Linked DNA regions of Mus musculus: region 1 is linked to region 2. Evidence: chromatin loops called from intact Hi-C (ENCODE). Cell type or tissue: left cerebral cortex. All regions are shown on one strand.

The links. Peaks named below come from ENCODE experiments on the same cell type or tissue, not always from the same donor. Only the 100,000 strongest peaks of a DNase experiment are listed, where the experiment ranks them.
Region 1: a loop joins it to region 2, with 5 times the contacts of the local background. A loop is called at or near these places in 4 of 42 quality-filtered maps.

What each region holds. Positions count from the first base shown.
Region 1 is chr2:13,009,582-13,012,081 of GRCm38, forward strand. C1ql3 (C1q-like 3) reads right to left here and starts at 1,283. Exons shown (of 2, transcript NM_153155.2): 1 at 679-1,283. The coding sequence starts at 1,266. In left cerebral cortex, CTCF peaks have their summits at 1,309 (motif pointing left) and 2,309 (motif pointing right); DNase peaks (open chromatin) are centred at 299, 676, 1,273 and 2,144; H3K4me3 peaks cover 2,127 bases; H3K27ac peaks cover 2,042 bases.
Region 2 is chr2:13,188,049-13,190,548 of GRCm38, forward strand. All of the region lies in intron 7 of Rsu1 (Ras suppressor protein 1), which reads right to left. Among named protein-coding and RNA genes, the nearest start is that of Rsu1, 82 kb to the right of the region's middle. In left cerebral cortex, no CTCF peak of the experiment used is centred here; DNase peaks (open chromatin) are centred at 998 and 1,566.

The sequences.
Region 1 (2,500 bases), 180 kb before region 2:
TCCTGTGTTTGCATGCCAGCTGCTATACTGTTACAGTGTAAATGCAACTTTTTCTGTTCCCAGCAGTTCTTCCTTTGGAAACTAACTGGAGTGTAAAGTGACTATTGAGTTTCACCGCCCAAAGCCTCTCAAAGGCCATGCCATTACATGCGCGCGGCAGAGTGCTGTCTGAGCCCTGGGCAGCCTTGTCTGAGACTCGCTCTTGGGGTCCTTCCATCCTCCCCGGAATGCTGGTCTATCTCCTCTGAATCTGGAGCCCTGACACGCCCATTTCGGGCTTCTGAAACCTTCTACATTCTCAGAAAAAGGCTGGAAGCGACTCTAAACTGCAGATAATGCCACAGACCAGGGATTCCCGGCCTGCTGTAAGACAGTTGCTGCAAGTTCACGAGTTGGCCCCGGGGCCAAGATCCCAGTTTCTCGCCCCTCGAGGGTTATGCTCTCAATTGCACGCGCCGAGCACGGTTCTGGCACCCTAAAACTACCTTGTCTGGGCTGCAAGGCGCTCTCCTCTGCGTATGACCCCCGCCTTTCCAGCATGTCACAGAGTCCCCCTCGCTTTAGCCCGGGGAGCCGGGTTGCCGCACCCTTCCTCCGCGGGCTCCCACCCCCATTTCCGGGGTCTCCTCCCTCTTGTCAGCACCTTCTCCGCCCTCCCCACTGCCTGCCCGCGCTCACCTGGTTGTTTTTGCAGAGATCAGCCCACATGCTGGTGCCGTCCCCTCCGCGCATCAGGACGTGGTAGGTGAAGAAGTAGATACCCGGTATGGAGCAGGTGAACTTGCCCGTGGTGGGATCATAGTGGTTTCCGAGATTGGTTACCACGTCGTCGAACTTGAGCACCTCGTAGCCTTCGTGCTGCCGTTTGAGGCCAGCGTAAAAGGCGATCTTGGGCACCGTGCTATAGGTGGCTGCACTGATAGCCCCGGCCGCGTTCAGGCCGGGCGCCCCAGGCGGGCCGGGCAAGCCTTGGCGACCCGGCTCTCCCTTCTCGCCCGGGGGCCCCACGGGGCCCGGCGGTCCGGGCTCTCCCGGGGGCCCACGCGGGCCTGCCTTCCCCGGCCTACCGGCCTCGCCTTTGGGACCCTGGATGAAAGTGGGCAGGGACTGCATAAGGCCCCGGTCCGGAGTGGCGGCGGTGCTGGGAGCCTTGGTGCCCCCATAGGGGTCGCAGACCATGCGGCAGGTGCCCAGCATCTCGTAGTGAGCCGACGTGCCGGCCGAGCTCACCAGCACCGGGATGAGGATGACCAGCAGAAGCACCATCACCACCCCCAGCGCCCCGGCGGCGATCAGGCGCCTCCTGCTGCCCACGAGCCGGCTCAGCGCGGGCCGATCCTCTTGTCTGCTTTTGGACAAAATTTTGAAGGTTGGGCGGGGACCTCTTCAGAGCCGAAAACAATCCCCCTTCGAACCCCAACTCCCCTGGGCGGGCGCGCGCCGGTCGCTCTTGACCGGCTCCTGCTCCCCCCCGCTGAGGCTGCGGCTAGGGAGGGAGCTGGGGCGCCAAGTGACTTGAACTGAAGTCCCGAGCTGGGGGTGGGGGTTGGGGGGAGGGGTGCTCAGGGCGCCCTCTCGCCTCCTGCCAGCCCCTTCGCACCTGTGGCTGCGGCGGGTGCCGGAGCGGCCACCCGGAGGGCAAAGCCAGCTGCCGCCTGCTGCGCTCGTCCGGAGCAGCTCACACTTTTATGCCGCTGCTGCCCGTGATCGACTTTTCCTTTTTTGCAGACTGCGCCAGTTCTCACCAACTTTCTGTCTGAAGTTGCCCTTTTTTTTTTTTCTGCTTCTTGCTTTTCTTTTGTTGGCTTGGTTCGTCTGTCCTTGTCTCTTTTTTTTTTCTTTCTTTCTTTCTTTCTTTTTCTCCTGCAACTCCAACAGAAACGCACCCCCCAACCCTAGAGGGCTGCGGTTGCTTGGGGTCGGGAGGCCCCTGAGATGCGCGGAGCAATGGCAATTCGCAGGATCCGCGGCTCAGAGAAGCTCAGGGACAGAGGAGATAGGAGCTAGCCAGCAGCATCGAGAGCCTCGCCGCCGAAAAGCTGAACGAGAGAGCTGAACGCAGAATTCTGCCTGGGTACCACCTGCCAGGAGAAGAGGAGGCTGACAAACGCGCGCCGGAGCAATTTATAGGAACCCAAGGCACAGAGGAAGGGGAGCCGCTTTGGCATCTCTCTGCAGCATCTGCTCTGCTCATCCCACTCACACAGAGTTTGGCATTACTCTGACAATGTGGGATTTTTTTTTTTCGGCCTCTCCCCCCTCTCAGCAAGGGATGAACAGTGAAACCCTGAATACTTCCTTGTCTAGCCCAGACGATGGCAGCGCCCTAGCTGGTCATACTAGGGGGAGGGAGACAGCTGCGCAACTGCTCTCAGGACTCAAGGGTCACACCTAAATCTATTTCCCCAGTGCCAACAGCTCTTGTTGGAGGTGGAAGTGAAGGTTGAAAGGAGGGAGGTTTGATGACAACATTTCTCCTCTGGCTCATCCACAATCAGTG
Region 2 (2,500 bases):
ATGAATTCCAAAATTTCACACGCCAACAAAAAATTATAAATGTTTTTAGGCTACGTATTAACAAGCCATTTTAATGAGTGTCAATTAAATCTATTTTCACTGATTATTAGCATTAAAATATTTTTTAAAAAGGCAGCAACGGTGTGTTGTTATATGCCACATGTGAACAAACACACGGGTACACAATTAGACCCTACTAACCATAATGAAAGCAAAAGCTATACACTACAGCAGAGTAAACCGTAGGGGGTGGGGAGAATGGAAGTATAGCTTTTACTTGTGGAGACAACAGTATCCTTTTGTTTCCTGAGTGACAAAAGGCAATGAGTACCTAATTATTATGGTTTGGATATGAAATTCTGCAGATGGGCTTATGGGATGAACACCTGGCCTCCAGCTGAAAAAGGCTTGGACACTTTAGAAGGTGGGGCTGAGATAAGGAAGCAGTCACTGGAGTGGGGAGATGTGCTTTTGGGGGTTTTTGTAACCTTGTCCCTAATCTCCCACCCCTATTATAGGCTCTACCCTCGCTGCCCTGCCCACCATGATGTTCTGTCCAATCAGATGGGACCAAAAGATAGGTATGTGTAGGTGTGTGTGTGTGTGTGTGTGTGTGTGTGTGTGTGTGTGTGTTGGGGACAGGAAAATAAACCCTCGGCAACTTTGAGCCAAAGTAAGAACTTCTTCTTATAAGTGACTCTCACAGGTATTTTGGTTACAATATAAAAGTTACTAATGGACTCACAGAAACAGCCATTGTCATATTCTTTACTGTTGATCCAAATTCCGGCAGAGGTCAGGGACATACACTAATACAGTCTAAACCTTCTAACAGTGCAGCATAAGAAATATGAATGCAAAGCAAGACTACGACTCAGGGGGAAAGAGTCTACCACACGGCTTACGGATTTACTTTGATAATGTATGACTCCTAACATAAAAAGCATTGCTATAAATAGCCCGGGGAAAATGGAGTTCTACCACACTTCTGGATGTGGGCGAGGATGATTTCACCATTACATCAGGAATCTTGTTTCCAAGTATTTTTGGAACGCCAACTGCTTCAGGTTAAAAATACGAAATACTGTCACAGTAACAATTAACAAAAAAAGAAAGTACTATCATACTCTACTCAAGAAGAAAACAATCAACAATTACAAAACCATTTTCACCGCGTGAAGGTGGCTTGGAAGCTCAGTTTATGTATAGGGAAAAAAACAACCCTAAGCTTGAATGAGTCAAACTCTGGCTTGGTTCCACGTATTAGCACTTCTAATCCACTTTCCTGGTTGCAACTGGTTTCTAGAGCCTTGCCTCCCCCCAAATACCAGTTGGCTAACTAGGACTTTCCAATCACCCTGACATTCCTGACCATCACCAATCTTAATACTGGCATTAGAAAAAAAAAAGAATTTTTATCCCTGTATTATCTCCCTACACCACCAGCTCCTGCTATTGACCCTGTCTTCTCTTAGCTTAGTTTCATATCCTCAACTCCCCCCCCCCCCCACATACACACACACCTCGGTGTGCACTTGTGTGTAGGTTGTGGGTGGGTGGTCACAGTTGCTATGTTCATGACTGTAATGGACATGTCATTTCTAGAAGACAGTACTATATATGGTACTCCTCCCATCTCTGGCTCTTACATCCTTCCCACCCCCTCTTCAGGAATGTTCCCTAGCCTCCAAGTGAGTGATTAAAGATGCCCCAGTACCTTGACAGGATATGAATCTTTGCTTTGTTCAAAATAATGGCTTCAAGTAGTGAACCAATTATTCCAAGAGAACATGGAATATTTCATTTTATATATTATTCCTATTTAGTTAAAGCTAGCATATAGAAAGCTTAAAGAAACTTTTGTTGTTGTTGTTGTTTAGTTTGATGCTACAAACTGTGAGGGAAGAACATTCAAGGGCCAAGTCTCCTAGTTGACATCATTAGAACAGCCAATGGAGAAGCCTGGGGTTCACAAAGCTATACTCCACAAAATCGTCAGAGTTGTTGGCTTAAATTTTAAACAACTGTTCCTTAAAATACAGTGCCATTGATAACTACTACAGAGAAAATCCAACGAATCACCTTCCAAATAATTTTCCATCAGATAACACGGTGTTTGAGTGGGCTGTCTACGGTCACATCAGTCTTTCCTGTTCTTGAACCCGGTTTCCTCAATGTTCTGATCAAGCTTAACGCCTTCATTGTTGCCTCTTCAGATGGTAACCTGCACTGTACTTCCTCACAGAAGGCCTGGCACTTCACTTTCCTAACACTCATTACACTTCACAACACATTTGATGACTATCTTCCTGTCCTGATGGTTTTTATGACAACTTAACAGAAGCTAGAGTCCTCGGAAAGGAGAGAGCTTTAGCTGGGACAATCCCTTCATAAGATCTGGTACTAATCACTAAATTTTTTAATTAGTGATTCATGGGAAAAGGCCTAGCCCTTGTGGGTGGGGCCATCCATGGGCTGGTGGTCCTGGGTTCTATAATAA